Regions from separate parts of the Homo sapiens genome. Here regions 2 and 3 are each linked to region 1. The links are chromatin contacts, found by Hi-C or POLR2A ChIA-PET in ENCODE. All regions are on one chromosome and are shown on one strand. The core of a region is the stretch at or near the end of the contact, and the rest is flanking DNA. Distances in the headings are between cores, read along the strand shown.

Region 1 (3,658 bases), core at 966-3,465:
CTCAGCAGCTAGCTCTGGCCTGGTCCCCCCTTCCCCTCCCCTTCCCGGCCCCACCACCTGCATCCGGGTCTTAATCACATCCAGAGGAGTGTTTCCAAAGACACTGGCTGCGCCTGCAATAGCTCCGAAGACCCCAGTGATCAGAGGGTTCATGGGCTTGTTGGGGTTGTCCCCTGGATATAGGAGGGGTGAGGTGGGTCAGAGGGTGCCGGGAGGGGCCTGGATCAGCACTTCAAAAGGTGGGTGCCCGCCACCCAGGGGTGGCCCCAAGGAGAGGAGAGGAGCTGGCCATGTGCAGAGATGGGGCCCTGTGATGCAGACACACCTCGGTACCAGTTGCGCAGGGAGGTCATGACGAAGAAGCGGATGGCCTGGTTCGAGCCCTGCTTCAGGACAGTGGCTGTGAGGCCCTGGTACGTCCCCTTCAGCCCTGCGGGAAGGCAGGCACGGGGTTACCCTGCAGCCTCTCAGGCCCCGGTTGGGAATTGGTGTGTGTGGGGGGTGGGTGTTGCACAAAGCCCAAGGCAGGATGGGAGGTGCAGGCCCTTCCCACCCTGGCCCAGGTCCCTGAGCCCTATCAGGAAGGTCGAGTGGCTCACCTTGTTCCCGCACAATCTCCCTAACCCCGTGGAAGAATCCTCTGTACTTGGGGTTTGGGGAGGTCTGGTCGTGGATGAACTTCACCTGAGAGAGAGAAGCAAAGGCGCAGGTTCTCGGCTGCCACCTGGGTGGGTCCTGGCTAGCTGGCAGGCCCAGGGCCCATCCAGGGTGGAGGGAACTGGGAACTCTTCCCCAGGAAGCAGTGCAGCCAAGGCCGCCCTGGGCTGCCCACACGGACCATGCCCCGGGACACAGGGCAGCCCACACGGACCATGCTCTGGGACACAGGGCAGCCCTGTGAGCAGCCTCTCCCTTTATGTTTGCTGCTCTTTTCCAGTTTTGGCAGTGAAGGTGTCATTTTGTTTTCTGCTTTATAAAAGTATTTTTTAAAGACTTTAAGGCTGCCTTTAGCATAGACTCAGCCTCCACGGGTGGCCCTTCGTGGCAGGCGTCCTGCCCCAGGGCCCCGCGGTCACCCCGCCGGCCTTCCCTGGCGTCCAGGAGACCCTCCCCAGCTTGCCGGTTGCCCCGGGAGCACCGGGCCAGCGGGGCCGCCCGTCTCCGTACTCCCTGCGTGTCCGGGGTCCTCGCCAGGACCTTCCCCACCTTGATGGTCTCCATGGGGCACACGACCACCACGGCCTCGGCCACGCCAGCGCCCAGGCCGCACAGCAGCCCACGCGTGCTGTCCAGCCGTCCCTGGGCATCCCGCATGTGGTTGCTGAGGAACTCGAACATTCCAAACCTGGAGGCGGGAGGCGGGTGAGAGGGGCTGCCGCGGCCGAGCCCCCCTCCCGCAGCAGCCACCGGCCGGGCCTCACCTGACGGCCGCCTTGGGGATGGAACCGTAGAGCAGGGAGCTAAGGCCGCGGTACAGGCCCAGGACGCCATGGCTGCGAACCGTCTGCCGCACGCAGTCCCCTGGGGGAGGGGGCGGTCAGGACCCCACGGCCCTCGGTGCCGCCGCCCTGGGTACCCGCCCCCCGCGGCGCCGCGGCCTCCCCCTCCTCACCGATGCCCCGGTACCGCGGCGGGTGCGAGCGCTCGTCCAGCTGCAGCTGCGTCTTCACGTACTCGGTGGGGAAGGTGATGCAGATCTCGATGCCACCCGCCAGGCCGCCTGCAGGGACCGGGAACCCGCTCCTGAGACTCCCGCCCGGCCGCTGGCGCTCGGGCCCCTCCCCCGTCCCGGACTTCGGTCGGCGCGGCCGCCGCGCCAGTGCCGCGGGGAACATAGGCTGGGGCCCCACGCCCCCATGCCCTCACCCCGTTGTCCCGGCGAGGCGCAGGGGGTGACAGACGGGAGGCGGGCGAGTCCCAGCGCGCCGGGTGGGGACCAGGACCGCGCCTCCACGACTCCCCAGCCCACGGCCCAACCCGGAAGTGGGGCGGGGCCTCAGCGTCCCGGGCCCACCCAGAAGCGCGGCGGGAGAGGGGTCCGCGTCCCGGAGGGGCCCACCTGCCAGGATCGCCTTCCCCGGGTGCGTCAGCTTGGCCTTCCCGGACGCGGGCGCGGCGGCCGCCAGAGCGCGCGGGGCGCGGGGCGCGGGCATGGCGGGCGGGAGGCGGGGCGCCCTGTGGCGGCTTCGGGTCCGAGACTCCAGAACTCCGCGCTCGGTCCGCGGTGGCGGCGGCGGCCGGTTATGGTCCCAGGGGCGGGGCGGCCGCGTCAGCTCCAGGTCCCGCCCCGCGTGGTCCGAGCCAGGCCCCGCCCCCAGCCCGCCCCGTGCGGGCCGGGAAACTGAGGCCTGGGCGGGGCGCGCCGAGGCAGGCGTAGGGGCGGGGCCAAAGCGCAGCCAATGGCCGAGGCCGAGTCCCTGGGCGACCGCGAGCGGCGGGACGGGGGCGGGGCTGCGGGAGGCGGAGCCGTGGCCCAGCTCCGAGCAGTGGGTCAAGGTGCACTGTGTGCCGCGCCGCGGGATAGCGGGCCTCGGGTCTGCGCGACTGTCGAGAGCGGCGGGATCCCCAGGGATCCCGGAGGCCAGGGGCACACCCTCCCCGAAAACACGTGGGGCTAGCCCAGTCCCAGAGGAACTCTAACGTTTCAAACCTGGAGGCGGGAGGCGGGAGGCCGGTGAGAAGGGGCTACGCCGCCGGGCCCCCCTCCCGCAGCAGCCACGGGCCGGGCCTCACCTGCCGGTTCCCACCCACACCTTTCCCGGTTGTAGTTTCTGCGCTCAGCGAACAAGGTCAGGAAAGACCACAAATGCAAGCGGCTGTATTCTCCTAGGCAGCTTGTCTGGGCAACGGAGGTCCCACACCCCAAAGAGGACCCAGCAAATCTTTAATGGACTGCGGGGCCTAGGAAACTGGCCCGTCCCTCCTACCCATACCAGCACCAAGCAGAGCACCTTTGCCTGGATAAACCGACTTTAATATTTATGATTGCCAAGAGGCTGAGAGTCCTTTTATGAGGTCCGGTACCTCCAAACAAGACGTGTTCATGTAGTCTTCAAACTGGCCTGGAGGGGGCAGCTCCAGCCAGTCGGAGGCGCCCAGGAGGAAGGCCTGGCTCCAGCAGGAGGGCCCACAGTCCAGTCTCTGTTGTCGGCTAAAGCTGGTCTTGCGCCGTCAGCCTCTACCCTGGCCTCCCCAGGCTCTGGGATGGCTCAGAGGTTGCCGTCATTGGGTTTCAGCAAAAATAAATATTGTCCAGGTGTCCCTGCCTCCCATTGCGTCCCCTGTGCTGCTGGAGTGACATGCTCCTTGGAGAAGTTAGTAACTCTGCAGGTAGGGTGGGTGGTGACAACGCCCACTACACGCGGAAGTTGTACATTGGAGGCTGGCGAAGTTGGGAGCAGAGGCATATCCATAGGGGAAGCTGGCAGGGGCTGGGCCCACGGCAGGGCCTGCAGAGGGGGAAGCCCACAATGAGCAGAGCTCTTCCTGCCCATGGGGGTCCTCTCCTGGCTGCCCCTGAGTAGCCCGGGGCCCAGGGAGCAGGGTCTATAGGACCAGCCCTTACCACCCAGACGCTGAGGCCCCAAGAGAGCAGGCATCCAGAGGCAAGGAGCGTGGGGTCAGCCAGAGAACCTGGCCTGGCTAGAGGATAAGCTAG
Region 2 (3,817 bases), core at 1,059-3,558, 1.0 Mb before region 1:
TGGTCATCCCCCTGTATGTAACTAATCTGTCATCTCCACCAGCACCCTGCCCTCCCTGGACACCACACACTGGGCCACTCCAATACCGGGATGTGCCACATCTTCAAATTGCTTGGGCTGTGACCCTGGGCCGGGCTGCACCAGCACCCATTTGTGTCTGACATTGTGCTGGGCAGCCCCACTGTGCTGCCACCCTCCTCAACCTGCTCCAGTCCAGCACCCTGCTTGGGCCACTGTGGAACATACTACACAAACGCCCACTTTGCTTGACACACCTGATGGCCTTAGCACGGAATTGTTCAGGAGGGTACCATGAAGGACGGAAGGAAGAGCCCCATAGAAGTGTAATGGATCCTTACATTATATAGTCCAGCCTCCAACCCAAGGTTCACCCTTGTCCATTCTGCACTGGGGCAGCAACACCAATTACTTTGCTCCACCGACCTACCAAGATTCAGATAGAATCATTGGATTGACTATTAATAGTTTTCTGCTGATAGTTGCTGCAAGCAACTGCAGCTTGCTCCTTAGCCTTCTACTGACTTGCTGTATTTAGCATATTTTATCAAATTTTGCAACCTCCTCTCCTCATTGCCCTCACTTGAGTTTTTGAGGTTCCTGTTTGTGGACAAGACTTACCAGATGTATGAAGCTGGTTATATAACTGATTGGTCAGCAAATATAATGAGGACGGACCCTGCGCCCACCACCGTGTACCTGTGTAAACACCATACTGCGCAAAGTCCACCAGCCTTCCAGGGAGAACATGCTGCACTGTGGGCGACACTGCCTCCGTTCCAGCAGCAATGTAAGCGGAGTCTGGGCTGACGATGGACGTGTGGATAGCCTGTATGTGTATATCTGTGCTCATGCTTCTAACACACATCCACCCTATTATGGACACGTTTATACATCTTCATGCCATGGTATTTTGTACCTTACTGCAGACCCTACCAACGCTTCAGTGAGGTTCTGGCAGCTTTGGGTTTTTGGAGGCTATTTGTCTGTTGCTGCGGGGACGGCTTTCAGAAAGAATGATCGCTTTGGGGGAATTGTACCCTGCTTTCCTGCGCAAATTCCAGCGGCTGGAGTTTGAGGCCCCTAGCAGATAACCCTTCTGCCCCTACCCCCATGAGTCTACATACAAGAAATACATCTCTAAAGAGGTAATAAGCCTTTCCGGTGTGCATGTTACAGATCTCTTAACCTTATATATACACAGATGGTCCATCACTTACCGTGGTTTCACTTACGATGTTTCGACTTCATGATGGGTTCACTGGGACTTGACCCCATTTTTTTTTTTTTTTTTTAGACGGAGTCTTGCTCTTGTCGATCTCTGCTCACTGCAACCTCCGCTTCTTGGGTTCAAGTTATTCTCCTGCCTCAGCCTCTTAAGTAGCTGGGATTAAGCGCCACCACGCCGAGCTAATTTTTGTACTTTTAGTAGAGATGGGGTTTCACTATGTTGGTCAGGCTGGTCTCGAACTCCTGACCTCAGGTGATCCGCCTGCCTCAGCATCCCAAAGTGCTGGGATTACAGGTGTGAGCCACCGCGCCCCCTGACCCCTTCTTAAGTGGAGAAATATCTGTATCTGCATGCCCACAGGGGAGCTCCTAATTACACCATGTGCCGCATCCAAGCCACAGGCCGGTGATGTGAAGACACCCGATCCAAGAAATACAATAGCATTAAGAAAGAAAAAATGCTGCCATGGATACTACCAAACGCCAAATGACTCTAACACGTAGGCTAATTGCAAGGACCTTAAAATCGCAAATAAAAAGGCGCCTGTAGGTCGGGCGCGGTGGCCCACACCTGTAATCCCAGCACTTTAGGAGGCGGGCGGATCACCTGAGACCAGCCTGGCCAGCATGGCGGAACCCCATCGCTACTAAAATACAAAAATTAGCCAGGAGTGGTGGCGCATGCCTGTAATCCCAGCTACTCCGGAGCCTGAGGCAGGAGAATCGCTTGAACCCAGGAGGCGGAGTTTGCAGTGAACCGAGACAGCGCAACCGCACTCCAGCCTGGACGACAGAATGAGACTCCGTCTCAAAAAAAAAAAAAAAAAAAAAAAGCGAGGGCTGGAAGTCTGGAGCAGGTGCGCGGCTGCAACGGCAGCCGCGGGAAGCTCGGGCCGGCAGGGTTTCCCCGCACGCTGGCGCCCAGCTCCCGGCGCGGAGGCCGCTGTAAGTTTCGCTTTCCATTCAGTGGAAAACGAAAGCTGGGCGGGGTGCCACGAGCGCGGGGCCAGACCAAGGCGGGCCCGGAGCGGAACTTCGGTCCCAGCTCGGTCCCCGGCTCAGTCCCGACGTGGAACTCAGCAGCGGAGGCTGGACGCTTGCATGGCGCTTGAGGCAAGTTCGGGGCTCATTTTGGAAGTTTTCTTTCTAGCACAGACATCCAACTCTGCTCCTATGCCAGTCAGATAATTAAGGAATTAAGTAATAATTGTGCTCTGCAAATTATGATAGTGATCTGTATTTACTACGTGCATATATTTTGGGCCAGTGAATTTTTTTCTAAGCTAATATAGTTATTTGGACTTTTGACATGACTTTGTGTTTAATTAAAACAAAAAAAGAAATTGCAGAAGTGTTGTAAGCTTGTAAAAAAATTCAAACAATGCAGACAAATGTGTCTCGCAGTCTTCCACTCAGTATCATTTTTGTTTGTACCTTATCAGAAATGTTTCTATGTACAAGTCTTTAAAATCATTTCGAACTTGCTTTGTCCACTGAGTATATTATGGACATCTTTTCATGGCAGGACATATAGATGTGTTAATGGCATTAAAAATAAAACAAAAAACTGATTCGGCCGGGTACGGTGGCTCACGCCTGTAATCCCAGCACTTTGGGAGATCGAGGAGGGAGGATCACCTGAGGTCAGGAGTTACAGACATGGAGAAACCCCGTCTCTACTAAAAATACAAAATTAGCCTGGCGTGGTGGCGCATGCCTGTAATCCCAGCTACTCGGGAGGCTGAGGCAGGAGAATCGCTTGAACCCGGGAGCGGAGGTTGCGGTGAGCCGAGATCGCACCGTTGCACTCCAGCCTGGGCGACAGAGCGAAACTGTCTCAAACAAACAAACAAAAAAACCTGATACATGGTATGGGAAGTACATTGTTTAAACAATGCATGGAGATTTAGGTTGTTTCCAGTTTTTACTGGCACAGATACGGCAATGAATATAATTTTATGTATACATTCATACAAATATATCGGTGGAAAATTCCTAGAAGTGGAATGGCTGGGTCAGTGGGCATTCATATTGAGAAATTGGAAGGATGTTGTCAAACTCTGCAAATCAGAGTATTTTAGTCTTAACCTCTCTTCTTCACACCCTTTTCCTTGGAAGAAAGCTAAATTTAGACTTTTAAACACAAAACTCCATTTTGAGACCCCTGAAAATCTGGGTTCAAAGTGTTTGAAAATTAAAGCAGAGGCTTTAATTTGTACTTATTTAGGTATAATTTGTACTTTAAAGTTGTTCCAGAAAACAAGGCAAATACTGAAAAGCATTTCATCTGAAGTTTCTTTCTGGTATTGAACAGAGTTGGATGGAGAGTGAATGCAGGTTACCGATGTGTTCGCAGGAACAAAACGGGAGGGAGAGTAACACAGGTGCACGGCTTCATATTGATTTATCAAAGAACTTGCTTTTGGACTGTTAAAAAATGTGTTGCACAGTTCTGACACTTTTACACAATGATGAGCTTACAAAGGGGAAAATGCTTAACATAAACATAGTTTCAAAGAAGGTAAGTCCTAGTTTTTCCACGAGCTGTTTTTTTTTTTGAGAGAGAGTA
Region 3 (3,807 bases), core at 1-2,500, 1.2 Mb before region 1:
CAGACCCCTTCGTCCCGGCTACCTACTGAGCAAGCGGGGTGGCGGCTCACCAGTGCCGCATGCCAGGCGGAGGGTCTCGCTGCGGCTGGCTTTCTGCTAGGCCAGGCAAGCCCGGTTCCGTGTAGGGCTCCTCAAGATGGTTTCTTAGCTGGGAATTTCCCATGTGCCCCGGAGACCTCCAAAAGCGCGGTCCCCTCGGAAGGCAGCCAGGGAAGGGGCATCACTGAGACTAGAGGCGAAGGCGGCTGCGATCGCCCGGCCGCGCCCACCGCCCCCACAAACGGAAAGGCGCGCCGGGGTCCTCTCGGCCACCTACCTGCCAGGGTCGCAGGAGCCCACGCTTGGCGCACGCTAGCTCCAGGCCGGGGCAGCGGGACGGGGAGGCCCCGAGGGCCAGGCCGCGGAGGCAGGACCCGGCGGAGCCTCGGCCCGGAGCCTGCGGACTCCGGTAAAGACAGAGACCTCCCCCGCCCCAAAAAGCACCCCCCGACCCCGCACCCAGAGCCGGGCTAAGCCCCCACCCTCCGCCTCCCGCCTGAAGCGGGCAGCCTCCCCGCGCTTCCCCGCGCCTGCTGCCCCGGAACTCAGGACCAGCCGGCGCACCTGGCCACGCATCCTCCGGCGGGAGGTGACCACACGGGAACGCGAGGCGGGGGCTTCCTCGCGCCCCGCCGGCCGGACGCAGGGTTATAAGCGCAGCCGGAAGGAGGCGCCCGCGCCGCGGCGGCTCCCGGCTTCGGCACTGCCCGGGCGGGAGGCTCGGCGCGCGTCCGCTCGCGGGGCCACCCGCTCCAGAACCGCCCGCCGGAACCAGCCCGGTGCCCGAGACCCCGAGCTCGGGCGCGAGCAGGATGCGGCTCCCCGGGGACGGTTGGCGCGGGTCGGAGTCCCGAAGCCCCGTTCTTACCTCTGCCTCATACTGCGGTGTCCCTCGGCGCCGGCGTCGCTGTGGCGGGCCAGTGCCGCCCTGTTCCGCAGCCCGAGCGTCCGGCGCGGTAGGTAGCAGCCGGAGAAGCGGCGCAGCCGGGGGATGGGCGGGCACATGGAAGGGCGGGGGTTGTGGCCCTCGGGCCGGACCACGGGACCCCAGCCTCGGGGGCGAGATATCTCAGTACACCTCGAAAACTGGCAAGCGGCCCCCGTCCTCAGGGACTCCATTGCTACTTGCACGCTCAGTCTTGCCAGAATCTCACGGGATATGTGCAAAAGGCAAAGAAATAAGCTGTCGCCACGCCCTTCGTCCTCTCCGTCCCCCTGCAGGATCCATATGGTACATTCCTCAAAGCCCAACGGGAGACGGGAAAGAACTGATTGGTTGGGAATCTTGGAAGGGGCGAGAAGCCACATGAAGTGGCCAATGGAGAAACCCGGTGGGCATATCAAAGCCTGCCCCCGGAGAGAAGAGAGGATGTATTTAAAGGGGACTTGTTGGCCGGGCGCGGTGGCTAACGCCTGTAATCCCAACACTTTGGGGAGCCGAGGCATGCGGATCACTTGAGGTCAAGAGTTCAAGACCAGCCGGGCCAACATGATGAAACCCTGACTCTACTGAAAATACAAAAATTAGCCGGGCGTGGTTGCACGGGCCTGTAGTCCCAGCTACTCTGGAGGCTGAGGCAGGAGAATCACTTGAACCCGGGAGGCGGAAGTTGCAGTGAGCCGAGATGGTGCCACTGCACTACAGCCTGGGCAACAGAGCGAGACTCCATCTAAAGAAAGAAAAAATAATAATAAAGGAGACTTGTTTGTTGCTCTTAGTTGCCGCAAAATGAAACTAGGATTTTCATTCTAGTTGGGAAGCAAAGAGGTTAGGGGGAATTTCAAATTTTTGGAGGAGGGCGCTAAGAGAAAATATAGAGCAGAGGGCGGGCGCGGTGGCACACGCCTGTAATCCCAGCACTTTGGGAGGGAGGCCGAGGCGAGCAGATCACAAGGTCAGGAGCTCGAGGCCGGCCTTACCAACATGGTGAAACCCCGTCTCTACTAAAAATACAAAAAATAGCCAGGCATGGTGGCGCGCGTCTGTAATCTCAGCTACTTAGGAGGCTGAGGCAGGAGAATCGCTTGAACCCAGGAGGCGGAGGTTGAACTGAGCCCAGATCGTGCCATTGCACTCCAGCCTGGACAACAGAGTGAGCCTCTGTCTAAAAAAAAGAAAACGAAAATATAGAGCGAATTGAACCAAATATATCTTGTATGACCTTGAGCAGGTAAGTACAACCCTCGGCCTCAGTTTCATCATCTGGTCCAATGAGGATACTGGAATGCACTTGGTGTCTGATGGCCTTCACACACTTCATGTGTGATCCTATCATCCTTTGCACAGGAATAGCAATACCTGCAAATATTCTTCAACTTTGAGCATTATCCACTATCTTAAAGAACTTTAGGCTGGGCGCGGTGGCTCACGCCTATAATCCCAGCACTTTGGGAGGCCAAGGCAGGCAGATCACGAGGTCAGGAGATCCAGACCATCCTGGATAACACGGTGAAACCCCATCTCTACTAAAGATACAAAAACAAAATTAGCTGGGCGTGGTGGTGGGCGCCTGTAGTCCCAGCTACTCAGGAGGCTGAGGCAGGATAATGGTGTGAACTCGGGAGGCGGAGCTTTCAGTGAGCCAAGATTGCACCACTGCACTCCAGCCTGGGCAACAGAGCAAGACTCCATCTCAAAAAAAAAAAAAAAAGAACTTTAGTTGAAAGTCGATAGACTTTCTGACACCTACTTTCAGCGACAGTATCAACCCCACCTTTGGTAAAGATGAATCCTGTCTTCTTTCTGGGTCCCTCATCTCTTAGAGAAGAATATTCTTCTTATGTGTGGGGCCCTCCACCTCCAAGTAGTTCATAATTTCTACTTCTCCAGGAAGCACCCCTTTCTCTTCCTTCTCCCTTCCTTCTCATAATCAGACAAAACTTCGATTAATAATTCATTCACCCAATGAGCTGTCCACAATTCCTGCCTTCAGCAACAAACCCCACTGCTCACCCCTCCCTAGAGCTGCGAAAGTGCTCGTCCCTAACTCAATCTGTGACAACCATTCAACCACACATGGCCAATTGTGCTTTCATCCACACTACAAGCCAAATTTCAGACTTTCTAACCACTCCTTGGGGTCTGCTCTGTTTTAGAGCTTTACACCAGCCTGCTAGGCTTACAATTTGGCTACCAAGCTTCAGCTCCATCTTCTTTAGTTCAGAACTTTTCAACCTCCCAACAGCTGGTCACCCCACTGCCACTCAACCAGCTTCCAATCACGCAGGGAGTCTGGGATACCCTTTCTTTATTTTTTTTTTTTTAAGATGGAGTCTCGCTGTGTTGCAAGTCTGGAGTGCGGTGGTGCCATCTCAGCTCACTGCAACCTCCGCCTCCCGGGTTCAACTGATTCTCCTGCCTCAGCCTCCCAAGTAGCTGGGACCACAGATACCTGCCACCACACCTGGCTAATTTTTGTATTTTTAGTAGAGACAGGGTTTCGCCATGTTGGCCAGGATGGTCTCGATCTCCTGACCCTGTGATGTGCCTGCCTCGGCCTCCCAGAGTGCTGGGATTACAGGCATGAGCCACTGCGCCTGGCCCCTGGGATAGCCTTTCTAATACCTCCAGATAACTCATCTTCCAACTATAATCCAAAGAGCTCTGGAAAGTGCATCCCTCCATGAAGCCTTCCAGATTGATTGCCAGAAGCTGCTAGCTTACAGAGCTTCCATTTCTACTCTGTGCCTTGCCATAACCCAACTGTCCATGCTCTCTGCCCCAATATACATTTCTTTTTTTTTTTTTTCTTTTTCTTTTGAGACTGA

Evidence for each region. A loop is a pair of places that touch in the nucleus more often than their neighbours do. ChIA-PET counts read pairs that join two places held with the same protein, here RNA polymerase II (POLR2A). Pooled maps may share reads with other maps.
Region 2: a pooled map shows a loop between it and region 1 (5-fold over the local background). The contact joins the promoter of USP18 here to the promoter of SLC25A1 in region 1. A Hi-C loop is called at or near these places in 5 of 50 pooled maps. POLR2A ChIA-PET finds 5 or more read pairs at or near these places in 2 of 52 experiments (RWPE1 and activated CD4-positive, alpha-beta T cell).
Region 3: a loop to region 1 is called in a pooled map, with 3 times the contacts of the local background. The contact joins the enhancer-like site here to the promoter of SLC25A1 in region 1. A Hi-C loop is called at or near these places in 1 of 168 maps with a recorded cell type or tissue (posterior vena cava) and 3 of 50 pooled maps. POLR2A ChIA-PET finds 5 or more read pairs at or near these places in 1 of 52 experiments (B cell).

Annotation. Positions count from the first base shown.
Region 1 is chr22:19,176,521-19,180,178 of GRCh38, forward strand. It overlaps SLC25A1 (solute carrier family 25 member 1), which reads right to left and starts at 2,216. Exons shown (of 9, transcript NM_005984.5): 1 at 2,060-2,216; 2 at 1,613-1,720; 3 at 1,422-1,521; 4 at 1,207-1,345; 5 at 600-684; 6 at 326-430; 7 at 58-173. The coding sequence starts at 2,153. CLTCL1 (clathrin heavy chain like 1) reads right to left here. Exons shown (of 33, transcript NM_007098.4): 33 at 2,953-3,449. RefSeq lists silencers at 1,433-2,512, 2,713-2,812 and an enhancer at 1,514-2,261.
Region 2 is chr22:18,147,862-18,151,678 of GRCh38, forward strand. It overlaps USP18 (ubiquitin specific peptidase 18), which reads left to right and starts at 2,309. Exons shown (of 11, transcript NM_017414.4): 1 at 2,309-2,361. LOC124905076 (a long non-coding RNA gene) reads right to left here and starts at 1,353. Exons shown (of 2, transcript XR_007067999.1): 1 at 1,239-1,353. RefSeq lists an enhancer at 2,050-2,369.
Region 3 is chr22:18,000,486-18,004,292 of GRCh38, forward strand. The region is part of intron 1 of MICAL3 (microtubule associated monooxygenase, calponin and LIM domain containing 3); the gene reads right to left. Among named protein-coding and RNA genes, the nearest start is that of MIR648, 21 kb to the left of the region's middle. RefSeq lists silencers at 251-360, 491-680, 691-1,070 and an enhancer at 1,006-1,702. Within about 2 kb of position 1,251, at least 41 of the 41 ENCODE cell types and tissues checked have a DNase peak (open chromatin) inside an H3K27ac peak, as active enhancers do; they include B cell, where a contact is called at or near this core.